2 separate regions of the Homo sapiens genome follow, and region 2 is linked to region 1. Evidence: chromatin loops called from intact Hi-C (ENCODE). Cell type or tissue: A673. All regions are shown on one strand. Each heading gives the region's core, and the rest is flanking DNA. Links, peaks and the distances in the headings are about the cores only.

What was found. A loop is a pair of places that touch in the nucleus more often than their neighbours do. Peaks named below come from ENCODE experiments on the same cell type or tissue, not always from the same donor. Only the 100,000 strongest peaks of a DNase experiment are listed, where the experiment ranks them.
Region 2: it touches region 1 in a loop (3-fold over the local background); 29 of 110 quality-filtered maps call a loop at or near these places.

Annotation. Positions count from the first base shown.
Region 1 is chr6:87,067,606-87,075,942 of GRCh38, forward strand. LOC124901354 (small integral membrane protein 30-like) reads right to left here and starts at 5,984. Exons shown (of 2, transcript XM_047419629.1): 1 at 5,963-5,984; 2 at 1,311-1,465. The coding sequence starts at 5,984. The coding sequence ends at 1,311. In A673, for the core only: no CTCF peak of the experiment used is centred there; no DNase peak of the experiment used is centred there.
Region 2 is chr6:87,233,508-87,241,844 of GRCh38, forward strand. It overlaps ZNF292 (zinc finger protein 292), which reads left to right. Exons shown (of 8, transcript NM_015021.3): 5 at 1-20. Among named protein-coding and RNA genes, the nearest start is that of ZNF292, 82 kb to the left of the region's middle. In A673, for the core only: CTCF peaks have their summits at 4,527 (motif pointing left) and 8,000; no DNase peak of the experiment used is centred there.

The sequences.
Region 1 (8,337 bases), core at 22-8,021:
GCCTCAGCAAAGTTAAGTAACTTGTGCAATGATACTCAGCTAGGAAATGGCAATACCTACCTCAGCTGCCTTTCTGCACCGAAACTCATTCTCTTCCTTTCCCATCAGCATATTTCACTGAAGTCTCAGGATGTCCTAGTTAAAAACAAACTCAGTCAGAGAGAAGATATGCCGGTTATGACCTACCTTACTCCCGACCCATTACCCCCTAGGTCCCACCCAGCAGCATTGTGATCTGAGGAAAAAGGAAGGCAATGCTCTAGCTTCCCAAGGGGAGGTTTCACCCAAAATAGGCTTAGCATCCCCTCTCCTCCCAGCAGAGAAGCTCAGCAAAAAGTCTGGATTCTACTATCGCTCTCCAGTTCCATCCCTTGGCAGTCACTGAAGAGCACCTCTGGCAGTCACTTAAGAGCACCCCAAATCTTACCACCTGTGAGAGCTTGGGCAGGTGACTTAAACTCCCTTGTGTTTTTAAACCTGTGAAATACAAATAAGAATACCTTCCTCACAGGTTTCTATGGGAATTAAATAAGTTAAAGTATAGAATGCTTTTGATAGTGCCTGGCACTCTCTACAAGCTAACACGTTGACCATTCCCATTATCACTGATGCAATATCGTCGGCTTTGCACCCCACCCTTTTTTTCTTTTACAACATAATGGGTTTATATTTAATATAGTATTTCTCATCAGGAGGATGTTACTCAGTTGATATAAAGTGCTTTTTTAACGTTAAATCTTTTCCATGTCAATGTCTATAGTGTTTTTTTACATTAAATCTTTCCTGCATTTCAGTATTAGATACACTGAATACATTTTTCTAAATGTTTTTTCCCCAGAGATAAAAGTTTCCCTTTTTGGCTATTTGATATCTAAATACAATATTAACTTGGAAGATAACAAAACAAAAATCAAATCAAAATATGGAGAAAAGACTCCTCAATGATTCAAGAAGTAGTGATTATAACTGAATACTGGTGATTTTCTAGGATTCTGGGCAAGAACTTCCTTCTTCCTATTTCACGTGCTTTGAGAATTCTAAAACTATGAAATATTACTTATGTAAATTTCAGCCATCTTACTTCCTTGACCTTCTTTCTAACCAGCAAATACAAATTATAGGCTGCATTTTTCTGTGCATTATTTGTTGTAAAGAAAACTCTTTTTTTTTTGTTCCCATTTCATGGAAACAATGAAAAATGTAAAACTCCCCTATTTACTGATTCCTGGAAACTTTCACCAAAGCTCAGGTTTAGCCTCAATAGCACAAAGCCTTTCAGGGTGAGGCTTGATTCAGTAGGCCCTTCAAAGTCACATCTGTCCATTTCTCTTTCGTGCATATACCCCCAAGCAAGCAAGAATGTCTGTAACGCTGAGAACCACACCTAACAAGAGAGTGATTGCATCACCGGCTTCTACTGCTTCACCCAGGCAGCACCAAAATAGTGACATGAGGACTAAGGCAACTGTGCTGAAATTCAGATCATGATGTTGGAATCTTGAGGGCTGAAGGTTCCAAAGAAATGGTATATATAGAATTCTATCTGACTTGAAATTTTTCCTTCCTGGAGCTCCAGGTGCTGAGACTAAGAGGTTCCATGTGACACTGCCTTCCAGGAGGCAGCCATTACAGAAACCCACTTTGCACCCCCTTTTGTAATCACAACCTTCTTATCTCCCCCCTTCTCCACACATGACCACTGTCTGCCATGAAAGTATCCTCACCTCCATGTCCTTTCCGTCCAACGAACCTTGCTCCTGGCAACAGACTACTGCTACTTAAGCGCCACTAGGATTATGATACTCTCCATGCTTAAAAAAAATAATGAGGCTGGAGTGGTGCCTCATGCCTGTAATACCAGCACTTTGGGAGGCCGAGGTGGGTGGATCACCAGAGGTCAGGAGGTCGAGACCAGCACAGCCAAAATGGCAAAACCCTGTCTCTACTAAAAACACAAAAAAAAATTAGCCGGGCATGGTGGCGGGCTCCTGTAATCCCAGCTACTCGGGAGGCTGAGGCAAGGAAAACCGCTTGAACCAGGGAGGCAGAGGTTGCAATGAGTGGGGATCACACCACTGTACTCCAGCCTGGGCGACAGAGCGAGACTCTGTCTTAAATAAATAAATAAATAAATAAACAAATAAATAAATAAATCGTGGCTAGATGCTGAAAATATCTAAAAGCTGAAAGTTCTAGATCATTAGTCCAATATCCAGTGCTTTCCACAGTCTGCTCCCAACCTATCTTTTTTTTGTGTGTGTAAATTATTTTATTTCTTCCATGATGATTTAGAGGGACTATCTTCAAACCAGTACAAATATTTCATAAATAATACCTAGCCAATTTCTAACCAATTGAGTAATTTGTTGCCACCTCACATCTTTTAGCAAGAAATATATTCAATTTGAATAGTAAAGACATTACACAATGAATAAGGACAGAATGAAAATTTGCTTTAAATATTTCTTTGGGAAAGGAGACATCACACTTCTACTCAATGAAGAGAAACATTTTTACAGTCCAGAGGTCTTTTATTTTTCTTAACCCCTATTATGCCATGAATCCAAAGGGGACAGCTTCCAGCAGCTCAGGCTCCTTCCCATTGGTTCTCACAAAGTGTGCTTCTCTGGGTGGAGCAAGCTGGCACTTCAGTTGAACCCAGGTGCCTTTCTCTTTGGCTTCCTTCTTTTTCTGATCATTTTCCTCCACGCGTTTCAGGAAGCTATTTCAGTTCTTAGAGTGCTTAATGTGCTCAATATGCACATTAATTCTCTTGGCAAGAATCTTGCCCTTAACTTGTGTGTTTACAGCAATGCTAACAGCATGCTGGGGAACACTGTAGACTCTTCCAGCTTTGGGAACACTTGTGGGGCATTTCTCCCAACCTATCTTTCCAGGCTTTTCACTGACTTCTCCCAGGTCTTGCTTTATTCCAATCTTCCTGCATATCCATTCCATGCCCTTGTACATACCATTCCACTTGTCTGTATGCTCACCTCCATCTGTCAAAAGTTGACTTATCACTTCACACCTAGGTCAAATTCTCCTTTCCCTCAGCCTGAAGTCACTATTTTGAGTAGGAATCTCCACAGCTTTCTTTTTTGACCACTCATTTATTTATCTGTACATATTCACTCATTTTGTTATTCTACCCTTGTTTTTATGTCCTTTTCCTCAGGTAGATCATAAGCAGATTGAAGGCAGGGATTGTTGAAAGGTGTATATTAATTTCTGTTGCTAAAGGTCCTGGACTGGCATAAAGGCTCTGAAAGGATTATTCACCAGAGCAAAGCTGGAGAGAACTCCTCCCCCAGCCTAGCAGATCTTTGTAACTGTAGTCCTGAGGGTGTGGAAGCTTAAGCAGTTTCTAAGAAGATAAGTGTGAGATACTCAGTCCTTCTGGACTTCCTGAGGTCGTAAAGTATCGTTGGAGTTGCCAAAAGGTGAAAGTAGAAGCCAGACTGGCACCAAGCACCACCAGGTCAATTTTTCCTTCAGGCTCTGGTCAACAAAACATCCCAACAACCTCTTTTTTTGTTTATTTTTGTTTTTCAAGACAGGGTCTCACTTTGTCACCCAGGCTTGAGTGCAGTGGTGTGAACATGGGTCATTGCAGCCTCAACCTCCTGGGCTCAAGCAATCCTCCCACCTCAGCCCTGACAGTAGCTGGAACTATAGGTGTACACCACCAGCCCAGCTAATTTTTGTATTTTTTGTAGAAATAGGGTTTCTCCCTGTTGCCCAGGCTGGTCTCGAACTCCTAGGCTCAAGCAATCCAGGTACCTCAACCTCCCAAAGTGCTGGGATTACAGGTGCGAGCCACCATGCCCTCCTCACTCCAGCCACTTCTAAGGATATAACGGAGACTGCTATTACCAAGAAATATTAACAATGATCAAGAAAGGACATACAGCACATTTGTAAAATAGTTTTAACATTTCTGAATAAATAGCTATTCTCTAATTAAGCATCAAAGAACTCTGGCCAAAAAGTCTGTGAAATAAATTGTATACTTGCTCCCATCCATGCCTCTCCCCACAAGTTTGACTTTGATCTTCCAAACACAGATCATTTTGAAGAAAACATAGCAAGGGAGCCCCTGTCTTGGGATGTTTTTTGATACTTCTTAATGCCTGCCCTGGTCAAGTCTGGGCAGGCTATACTGCAATCTCAGTGGCTCAATAGAACAGAGGTTAATTTTTCACTCACACTACGTGTCCATTGCAGGTGGGGAGCCCTGCTGCATGTAGTCCCTTGGGGACCCAGGTTCATGGAGGCGCTATTAGCTGAACATCCTCAGTGCCTATGGGAGGCAAAGAGAACTCATACCAGCCCAGAAGTGACAAGTCACTTTCACTCACAGCTCATTGGCCAAAAGTGGTCACACAGTTCTACCTATCTGTAAGAAGGGAAATGTACATGAACCTCTTGGTGAGAGCATTCCTGAATTTATCCAAAACGTCTTAGACACACTGCCCTGCGTTTCTCCTCTAATGGATACTGGCATCTATTGCTTCTATAAAAGGTGTAGGAAACTCAATAATGTACTTACATTTAAGTCAACACATGGAGAGAATAGATAGTCCAAGCAAATGACTTCAGTATGTTTAATTCCTGGATCAGGAAATTAAATTCTTTCAGAGCCACATTAACATCTATCACTCTGATTTAAAACTGTCATCTAGGCTTTCTTTGATACTTCTGATTAATGGAATGATTATGGCATAAGACTAAGTAGAACACCTTCTCTTTATTTTGAGTAAAGAATACACAGACAATAAACACTTGAATTTGTTTGGCAAAGAGAAAGATTAAAGACAACATTTTCATTGTGCTGTAGCTTCATGGAGTTGTTTTTTGTGCTGGTGATGATTTTTATTGCCTTTGTCCTATAGAAAAGATTGTACACTGATAAGAACCCCATAACCAGCTTCCCTCACATAAAAATGTGAAGTGACATAACAAATAAATCTATCAGGAAATTCCTCTAATTTAAGTAAAGGCAAAACTCCAGGGACTAAAGACAATAATCATCGTTGCTTCTTTTTGCTGATGCTTAGTTCAAGATGTTTATTCAAGAGAGTTAAAGGGAAAAGAAATGCAAAATACAGGATTTTCAGGCAGTGCTTCAAAATTAAGACCTTAGGGAAAGCAGTTTCAAAAGCAAAAATAGATGCCACCAGTCCCCATTCTTATTTGAGATCTTATGCCAAATTAAATAGGGCTTTGATAATCATCTGGCACAGCAGTTCTCAATCAGTGATGCACATTAGAAACAACTGTGGAGTTTTAAAGTATACATAAACTTGGGCTCAAGCACTGGGATTCTAATTCACTGGGTCTAAGGTTCAGCACAACATCTGTCATGTTTAAAGTCTTGGATAAGTATATGATTTTTTTTTAATTAGGAAGCACATATCTAAAGGTAAGACCTCTCTGTTCCCTAAAGGAACAAGAAATCCTGCCTTCTATTCTCCGATTGAATTTGGAATCACTAATGTAGCCTCCATTTATCCATATGGGAAAAATGAATCAGGCCACCAAGTTCCCACCACCACAGAAAGAGTCACTATCAGAGCTGAAATGGCATCAAGGATTTTCTTTTTCTTTCTTTTCCTTTTTTTTTTTTTTTTTTTTTGAGACAGAGTCTCACTCACTCTGTAGCCCATGCTGGAGTGTAATCACAGTAGTGTAATCACAGTTCACTCCAACCTCCGCCTCCCTCCTCAGCCTCCTGAGTAGCTGGGACTACAGGCACATGCCACCATTCCTGGATAACTTTTGTACCTTTTTTTGTAGAGATGGGGTTTCATCATGTTGCCCAGACTGGTCTCGAACTCCTGGGCTCAAGTGATCCAGCTGCCTTGGCCTCCCAAAGTGGGATTTTCTTAACCAGTAATTGGTCCCCATTATTTGCAGCCAAGTATAATTATAATCATTAAATCCTGCTTATCAAAGTTACTTTTAGAACTATTTATGGTCATTATCTGGCTATGAACAGACTGTCAGTGTGTTCCTGGACCAAACTGAGGGTCGGGCTGCTATTTTTCGCAGCCCAATAACAAGATGCAGATGAACTGGGGAGGAAGAGAGTTTTTATTTCTGTGACCGATTACAGGGAGAAGGCCTGGAAATTATCATCAGACCAACTCAAAATTACAAAGTTTCCCAGAGCTGATATACCTTCTAAGCTATATGTCTACATGTAAGTATGCATTCATCTAAAGACATACGTGATTAACTTATTGTAATCTATAACTAAGGTCTGAGTCCTGAAGACCTTTCTCTGGAGCCTCAGTAAATTTACTTAATCTAAATGGGTCCAGGTGCTGGGGTGATTACCCTTATCTTGCCTCCTGCTAAATCACAGAGGTTTGAGGAGTTCCTTCAGATCCCCAATAAACTTGTTTGTGGAGGCCTGGGGAGTTTCTTCAGACCCACAATAAAACTTGTTTAACCCTAAATGGGTCCTAGTAAGAATTCCTTCATTATTTGGTCATGCTTTAAGGCCCAGGAAAGGCCTACGCAAAACTCTTCATGGGCGTTTGTTACATCCCAGCCTTTGTATAAGGGCGCTGGCTTTTAATATTTAACTTAACCACTCAGTCAGTGCTGAAACAGCTGTTAGTGAGGCCTGGCCTGCCACAAGTGTGAGGCAGTAGAACAGTGGCATTTCCTTTCTCTTTGTAGATGGGATAAAAGCTATGTGAAAATCCTATGTAATGTACCTCTGCCTGCCCTCACACATTCAAGCCACACCAGCTGGCTTTTTCTCACTCAGCATGTCAAGTGGCCTCTAGATGGGTTGGGCCTAAACAGACAGGAACATGGCCCCTGGCATGGAGCAGGCACTGGGGTGGGGACCCAGCTGGGGCCTGGGAGCAGTCCAATCTGGCTGGAAGAACATGTCCTCTACTCAGGGGAGGCTGGTCAGCATTAGGGAAGTCCACCATGGAGTAACAATGAATGGAGTCACATGGTCACCAAGAATTCAGAGGCGGTTGAAATCTGGAAATCCACCAAGAGCTAGACTTTCTTCATCTGGAAAGGCATTGAATTAGGCCCTATGCCTGCTTCTGAGTCTTCTTGAAACTAAGTAAAAGGGCAAAAAGCTGATTTGCACAAGATTCATTTTCTGCTCTAATAAGCATAGAAAATTATGTTAGATAAATGTTTAATGAGACTGAAAGTCAAGGAAGAATATGTCACAGGGGACTCTGATTAAGGAACATATAAGTAGCTTAATTGACTTTCTTTACTGATTTTTAAAAAATAAAAAAAGGGCCGGGTGCGGTGACTCACGCCTGTAATCCCAGCACTTTGGGAGTCGAAGGCAGGGGGGTCAAGAAATCGAGACCATCCTGGCCAAAATGGTGAAACCCCGTCTTCACTAAAAATACAAAAATTAGCTGGGCGTGGTGGCACGGGCCTGCAGTCCCAGCTACTCGGGAGGCTGAGCCAGGAGAATCACTTGAACCCAGGAGGCAGAGGTTGCAGTGAGCCAAGATCACGCCACTGCACTCCAGCCTGGCAACAGAGCGAGACTCCATTTCAAAAAAAATAGTAGTAACAGAGATAATTATTTTACTAACCTCCTTACATAGATTGACAGCAAAACTTTCCTTAGAGTGGCACACCAGCCCCTTTGTCACCTGGGTCTCACATCTTGATTTAGCCATGACTCCCACAGTTCCCAGCCCACAGCACTGAACCCCTGTGCAGAGTCCTAGACTACTTCCTCCCTCACTCCATGCCTCTGAGCTGTTCCATCTCACTGGAATGTCCTTGGTTCTCCTTTTCAACCTTGTGAAATCATGTGAACGGTCAAAGCCCAGCGTAGACATTTCCACTTCCATAAAGTGGTCCCTGTCCCAACCTCCTACTGCAGGGAGAGCTGATTCCCCCATCTCTGCACTTTATACCTGTACACCTCAGGGCTTTCTCATGGGCAGCCAAGATTGAGAATCATTGTCTTAGAACTAGCATCTATCAAGCCGGGGATGGTGGCTCACACCTATAATCCCAGCACTTTAGGAGTCCAAGGTGGGTGGATCGCCTCAAATTCAGGGGCTCAAGATCAGCTTGGACAACATGGCAAAACACCTCTCTACAAAAAATGCAATTAGCCAAGCATGGTAGGTCTCAGCTATTCAGGAGGCTGAAGTAGGAGGACGGCTTGAGCCTGGGAGGTTGAGGTTGCAGTGAGCTGAGATTGTACTACTACACTCTAGCCTGGGTGACAGAGTGAGACCCTATTAAAAAAAAAAAAAAATTTAAAAACCTAGTATCTATCAAATACTTATTTGAAACAACATGAACAATATGATCACTTTGATC
Region 2 (8,337 bases), core at 245-8,244, 170 kb after region 1:
ATGGAAAGTTAATCGAAGAGGTGAGTATGTTTTCTTTCATTAGTAATTATTTTTTAAGTTGAGAAATTAATTTTTAATTAGAATGTCTTTGATTTCCTTTTCTCTTAGATAGCGAAGAGATCATTGTCAATCTTACATTTTTGGTATGTTCTTGAGTGGTGGCAACTTGATTCTAAGTAGCTTTTAGAATTATATGTAAACTGATTGCACCTAGTTTCTGTTTTAAATAATATACATCTTTTAAATGCTTTGGCTAAATTGTGGGAAAGATAGTGGTGGCTTAACAGTTTAGTAAAATATCTATATTTGTCAGCTTTTGGCCTTAACTTCAATCTTGTCTGACTTCAAGATACTTGCACATCTTTTAAACTGGCTAATTTAAGTAACTTTATAGAATTTTTGTGACTTATCTCTGGAAATACTTTGTCATATAAATTCTATATAGAATATATATATGCACATCTATGCTATATATCATTTTGAGTACGTATTTATTTGCCTATTTAATGTAAAACCTTATTTTCTCTCTGAGACATTGTCTTTTCACTTCTAGTTTGGTATAAAGCATAGTATTCACATATTTGTATAGTTTATGACTACAAAATTCTGAGAATGGAATCATGATCCAAATGGGAATTTTGCAATTTTGCATTTTGAGGGACTTACAATTTCAAAAGGAAGTTGGAAACAGGGTAGGAGAATTAGAAGTTGTTGATCAAGAAACAGGGCGTGTATATTTAAAGAATTTAGATAAAACTATACTAGATTGGCTGGGTGCCTGTGGCTCACGCCTGTAATCCCAGCACTTTGGGAGGCCGAGGCGGGCGGATCACGAGGTCAGGAGTTTGAGACCAGCCTGGCCAACGTAGTGAAACTCCTCTCTCTACTAAAAATACCAAAAATTAGCTGGGCATGGTGGCGGGCACCTGTAATCCCAGCTACTTGGTAGGCTGAGGCAGGAGAATCGTTTGAACCTGGGAGGTGGGGGTTGCAGTGAGCCAAGATCATGCCACTGCACTCCAGCCTGGGTGACAGTGTGAGACTCTGTCGCAAAAAAAAAAAAAAATTTTTTTTAAAGAAAACCTATAGTAGGTTGATCAGTGTTCAGTGGGCACTGAATGTGTACGGGTGTCTTATATCTGTAATAACATATCCTTTGACTCCAGAGCAATAGAGAGGAAAACAAAGGGATTGTAGGTAAAACATAAGGATATGTTAAGGGAAAAATTGAGATATAAGACAGAGAAGTAAACTAATAGAGCATGCATGATCCTCTTAGGTATTGTCATCAGTCTCAAAGCAGAATAGCCTCATACAGAAAGCTCAGTGCCACATGAGGTTTGTAATGATGATTGTGTGATTTTTTTTTTCCTTGAGAATAGACAAGTAGGAAGGCAAGTGGTAGGCTTGGACCAAGATAAGAAATAAACCTGTTGGGTTTCTTATGTGAGGATATTGAGGATAGTGGGAAGAGTAATGTCAGACAGTTTGTAGGCTAGATGGAGTGGAACCATGGTCTGTAGCCTAGGATACTATATCACTATTAGTTTGGACTTCAACTAGTCTATAGATTTTTTTCTTTATTATTTATTTTATTACAGGTAATTGGCCTTTTAATTGCTATTATATATGAGAGCAAAATAGAAGACTGACATTTTCTTATTAGTTCCAAATAACTAGATAAGTTAATTTGCAGATGTATAAAATTTATTGAAATCACCTTTGACGTGTTGTAACATTTTTAAAAAAATCATTAGTTATTGTGCTGCTGCTTCTCAGATATTTTTCAGTGCCACGAAAGCTTTTATTATCAGTTCAGTCCCTGCCCTTAAGGTTCATCTGACCTCCCTTCCCCTTCCACAGATTTGTATTAAGTGAATGATTTTTTCTGTATAAGCATTGGGGGGGATTGGGGGAGGTGGGATTTAAAGGTGAATAAGGGGTAGGCCCTTCACTAAAGAAGCGTATCTCCTGTTAGGAAACTGACTATCTAAGCATAGAGTTGTTGGGTTAGCTTTGAAGTTGAAGACTGTGAATCTGTGTCTCAAGTAAAAATCTAGTAAAAAAAAAAAAATCTGTATTTCTAGCTCTCTGAATAATCCAGTCTTGCAATACTGAGCCTAAGTTCCTTCTTGGTTTAATTATCCAGAGTTGAGTAACAACAGTCCAGCCTACTCTGGGAGATGATCAGGAAAATTCTGTGAAGACCCTGGGTACTTCCAGTGTCATATGGAACTATTTCCCTCCCCCCCACTTCTCATGTTAAGCAGGTAGAATTAAGACTTTTCATGTTCATAAGCAGGGTTCACTAAGGTTTATATACTCCATCCCAGGAAAAAAACTAGATCATATAGTGCAGAACAGGACAGATAGATGTTAAGTCTACACTTACATAGCACTACACATATATAGTAACATTACTTTGTTAAAAGTCCCTTGTTACAAAGTAACAACATTACTTTGTTAAAAGTCCTTTTTTGCTTAGAGATGATTGCTCTTTAATGTTTCTGTTATAAACACATTAGAAACTTATTCATTGTTCCATATGAGGTGAGTTAAGATTTATTGTCCCCAACCCAGAGACATTGCCCCCTTTAGAAGAGGTGTGCACCATGTGCTCTCTCACTTGCCCACCCTACTCTTTGTCCACTTCATTAATGTACGTTACTTGCCTGTTTCTTACAAGTATTTGAGGTTTGGTTTTGTTTACGTGTTCCTTAAAGGACAGTGGGAACAGACTTTGTTAGAAGGAGTCAGCAATGGCCTGGATTGGTGGTGATCTTTCTGAGGAAATCTTTGTCCAAGTGAGGCAAGGGATTGACTGTTTCCCAGGACCCTTTCGGTGTGATAGAAATAGCAGCTAGTTGATACCCCATAGGTTGTTTTTTTTTTTTTTTTAAAAAAGAAAAGAAATAGCAGCTAGCCTTGGTAGATGGCAGAGGAATGGGGCTGGGAGAGATTAAGTGTTTATCTGGCCTTTCTGGAAGGAATGAACTTTGGTCTGGATTCTTGGTATAGTAGTAAAAAATTAAGTTAGCAGTGTCTAGTTTAGATCCAATATTTCTATTTGTTTTATCATTAAAATATAGAAGTTTAAAAACTAAAACTTTCTATCTTGTATCTCTGTAGCTGTCTCATTTCCCTAATTAATACTCCACTAGGTAATTATTATTAAGATTAAAATTTGATATATAATCTTTCTGACATTCTTCTATGCACATACATGCATTTTTAATACTTAAAATCGCATACACACTCCCTGGTTGCCGGTCCCTTTTCCCTCTATTATTGTGGACATGTTTCCATATCATTTCATATAGATCAACCTTATTCTTTCTCATGGCTACATAATTCCATAGTATGCATTTGTAATATCTTTAACCAGATTGGTAGACACTTACTTATATTGTTGCCTTTTACATACATCCGTGTATCCTTGTGGGGAGTATACTGGTAGGGTAAATTTCTGGAAGTGAAATTGCTGGATCAAAGAATCAACACATTTTAAATTGATAGGTTCAAACTATCCTCCAGAAAAGATTATGGCAATTTATGTTTCCAAAAACAGTGTGAAATATCTTCTTAGAGATTATTAGTCTTAAATATTTGCTAGCCCAAGAGTTAATTTTGATTAACTCTTGATTTTATATTTTCTTAGTTATGACAGGTTTAACATTTATTTTCTATATGGAAAGCAATATTATTTTGATAAGCAAATCAATTTTTTAAACTGTTTGTTTGTTTGTTTTTTTGGAGACAGAGTAAGCTTGCTCTGTTGCCCAGGCTGGAGTGCAGTGGTGTGATCTCAGCTCATGGTACCTCTGCCTCCGGGGTTCAATTAATTTTGCCTCAGCCTCCCAAGTAGCTGGGACTACAGGTGCACGCCGCCATGCCTGGCTAATTTTTTGTATTTTAGTTGAGACAGGGTTTCACTGTGTTGCTCAGGCTGGTCTCAAGCTCCTGAGCTCAGACAATCCTCCTGTCTTGGCCTCCCAAAGTGCTAGGATTACACACGTGAGCCACCGCACCCAACTGAAACTGTTTTTGAAATGTGATTACAGCCAATACTTTTTAAAAGTATACTTCGTAAATTCATATAAAATATTGATAGTGTTCTATATTTTTTGAATAGTTGGCATAAAGAGCCATTTTAAAACATACAAATTATTATTTACATCTTTGAAATAATTGTTATGCTTTACAAAGGGACTTTATTCAGCATAATGTGTCTTTAGCAAACAGATCATTCTAATTGGTTTTAAATATTTTATTAAGAGTTCTAAATTTTCTGGTATTTAAATTTTTGCTCATTTGTCAGAGCAATAGAGAATAGTCCCTATATAGGTAATATACTGGTAATCTCTGAATTTTGCTTCTTTGGATTTTTAAATCTTGTTCATTGGTGGCTATGTTTCACTTTTCATGATTTTAATTAGTAATTTACTACTTTGTATATGACTTCCTTATTCCTGCATTCTATTTAATGTCATATTTTTTCAAGACAGCCATCTAGTGGCAAATAAGAGAAATGAAGGATCCCAAGTACACCATGAAAATTGTTTCATTAGTATGCCTATGAGAAATGAAGTTTGCTGTGTTACTGAATGTAGCAGATGTTTCAGTTGGTATGTTGCATGTATATGAAAAAATACACATAGGCAATCACAAATTTATATTTTTAAATATTAAGAGTAAGCTGGGCGGGTGCAGTGGCTCACACCTTAATTCCAGCACTTTGGGACACCAAAGTGGGTGTATCACCTGAGGTCAGGAGTTTGAGACCAGCCTGGGCAACATGGTGAAACCCCGTCTCTACGAAAATATAAAAATTAGCCAGTCGTGGTGGCACTAGCCTGTAATCCCAGCTACTCAGGAGGCTGAGGCATGAGAATCGCTTCATCCTGGGAGGTGGAGGTTGCGGTGAGTCGAGATCGCACCATTGCACTCCAGCCTGGGTGATTGAGCGAGTCTCCATCTCAAAAAAAAAAAAAAAGTAAGCTAATGATAGTAATAACATTGGGGAAGTAAATTTCTTGCCTTATACATAATAGATAAATTTGGTACCATATGAGCACTCAGCAAGAGTGCCTTAGGTTTTATTTTTTTGGTTTTTTTTTTTCAGTAAGTATTTATTTTTTTTATTTTTTTATTTTTTTATTTCTTTTTGGTTTTGATTTATATATTTTTTTTTTAATTGATCATTCTTGGGTGTTTCTCGCAGAGGGGCATTTGGCAGGGTCATAGGACAATAGTGGAGGGAAGGTCAGCAGATAAACAAGTGAACAAAGGTCTCTGGTTTTCCTAGGCAGAGGACCCTGGGGCCTTCCGCAGTGTTTGTGTCCCTGGATACTTGAGATTAGGGAGTGGTGATGACTCTTAACGAGCATGCTGCCTTCAAGCATCTGTTTAACAAAGCACATCTTGCACCGCCCTTAATCCATTTAACCCTGAGTGGACACAGCACATGTTTCAGAGAGCACCAGGTTGGGGGTAAGGTCATAGATCAACAGCATCCCAAGGCAGAAGAATTTTTCTTAGTACGGAACAAAATAGAGTCTCCTATGTCTACTTCTTTCTACACAGACACAGCAACAATCTGATTTCTCTATCTTTTCCCCACATTTCCCCCTTTTCTATTCGACAAAACCGCCATCGTCATCATGGCCCGTTCTCAATGAGCTGTTGGGTACACCTCCCAGACGGGGTGGCGGCCGGGCAGAGGGGCTCCTCAATTCCCAGAAGGGGCGGCCGGGCAAAGGCACCCCTCACCTCCCGGACGGGGCGCCAGCTGGGCAGAGGCGCCCCCCCACCTCCTGGACGGGGCGGCTGGCCAGGCGGGGGCTGCCCCCCACCTCCCTCCCTGACGGGGCGGCTGGCGGGCCGGGGGCTGGCCCCCACCTCCCTCCCAGACGGGGTGGCTGGCCGGGCGGGGGCTGCCCCCCACCTACCTCCCGGATGGGGCGGCTGGCCGGGCGGGGGCTGCCCCCCACCTCCCTCCCTGATGGGGCGGCTGGCCGGGCGGGGGCTGCCCCCCACCTCCCGGACAGGGCGGCTGCCGGGCGGAGACGCTCCTCACTTCCCAGACGGGGCGGCTGCTGGACGGAGGGGCTCCTCACTTCTCAGACGGGGCGGCTGCCGGGCGGAGGGGCTCCTCACTTCTCAGACGGGGCGGCTGCCGGGCGGAGGGGCTCCTCACCTCCCAGACGGGGTCGCGGCTGGGCAGAGGCGCTCCTCACATCCCAGATGGGGCGGTGGGGCAGAGGCGCTCCCCACATCTCAGACAATGGGCAGCCGAGCAGAGACGCTCCTCACTTCCTAGACGGGATGGCGGCCGGGAAGAGGCGCTCCTCACTTCCCAGACTGGGCAGCCGGGCAGAGAGGCTCCTCACATCCCAGACGATGGGTGGCCAGGCAGAGACGCTCCTCACTTCCCAGACGGGGTGGCGGCCGGGCAGAGGCTGCAGTCTCAGCACTTTGGGAGGCCAAGGCAGGCGGCTGGGAGGTGGAGGTTGTAGCGAGCCGAGATCAGACCACTGCACTCCAGCCTGGGCAACATTGAGCACTGAGTGAACGAGACTCCATCTGCAATCCCGGCACCTCGGGAGGCCAAGGCTGGCAGATCACTCGCGGTTAGGAGCTGGAGACCAGCCCGGCCAACACAGCGAAACCCCGTCTCCACCAAAAAAATATGAAAACCAGTCAGGCGTGGCGGCATGCGCCTGCAATCTCAGGCACTCAGCAGGCTGAGGCAGGAGAATCAGGCAGGGAGGTTGCAGTGAGCAGAGATGGTGGCAGTACAGTCCAGCTTCAGCTCGGCATCAGAGGGAGACCGTGGAAAGAGAGGGAGAGGGAGACCCGTGGCGGTGGGTGGGGGAGGGGGAGGGGGTTTTATTTTTTATTTGATTCTGTTTTTTAATTTTTTATTTTTTCTTCAGACAGAGTTTTGCTCTTGTTGCCCAGCCTGGAGTGCAGTGGCACCATCTCAGCTCGCTGCAACCTCCACCTCCCAGGTTCAAGCAATTCTCCTGCCTCAGCTTCCAAGTAGCTGGGATTACAGGCACCTGCTACCATGCCTGGCTAATTTTGTATTTTTAGTAGAGACAGGGTTTCACTATGTTGGTCAGGCTGGTCTCGAACTCCTGACCTCACGTGATCCACCCCATTGGCTTCCCAAAGTGCTGGAATTTCAGGCGTGAGCCACCGGGCCCAGCCTAAGAGTGGCTTAGGTTTTAGAAGAACAACAAAAATGATAAGATTAAAAATAAATGAGACTTTCAAGAAATACGGATTTTTATTAAACCCGAACAAGTAAAAATCTGTATTTAGCAGCATATGAATATATGGCCTTAGTATTCCTGTGCAGGTGGAATTCTGGAAAGATCACAGACTATGAAGCTAAACTTAGGTTGACATCTTGACTTTGCCACTAAGTGCATAACTTTGAGCAAAGAACTTAACGCTTAGGCCTTCTTTCTTTAAAAGAAGTATTAGCATTGGCTGAGCACCGTGGCTCATGCCTGTAATCCCAGCACTTTGGGAGGCCGAGGCAGGTGGATCACGAGGTCAGGAGATCGAGACCATCCTGGTTAACACAGTGAAACCCCATCTCTACTAAAAATACAAAACATTAGCTGGGCGTGGTGGCACGCACCTGTAGTCTCAGCTACTCAGGAGGCTAAGGCAGGAGAGTCGCTTGAACCTGGGAGGCGGAGGTTGCAGTGAGCTGAGATGGCACCACTGTGCCCCAGCCTGAGCAACAGAGCAAGACTCCGTCTCATAAATAAATAAATAAATAAATATATAAAATAAAGTGGTGGCATCTACCAGGCAGCATTGCATGAGTGTCACAGGGTAATTGTTTAACGTAATTTTGAATAAAATATATTGTGATGAAGTGGAAAGAGCTTGGATTTTTTTTTTTTTTTTTTTTTTGAGACCGAGTGCTGCTGTGTCACCCAGGCTGGAATGCAGTGGTGCGATTTTGTCTCACTGCTGCCACCTCCCAGATGTAAGCGGTTTTCCCACCTCAACCTCCCCAGTAGCTGGAACTACAGGCATGCATCACCATGTCCAGCTAGTTTTTGTATGTTTTAGTAGAGATGGGATTTCACCATGTTGGCCAGGCTGGTCTCAAACTCCTGACCTCAGGTGATCCACCCACCTTGGCCTTCCAAAGTGTTTGGATTACAGGCGTGAGCCACCGTGTCCGGCCAGAGCTTGGATCTTTAATGTCAGCCAGACATGATTGGATTTGTGGCTTAACCACTTAACTAGCACATTCATACAGGTGGTCCCCCAATTTATGATCGTTCAGCTTACTATTTTTCAGCTCTACAA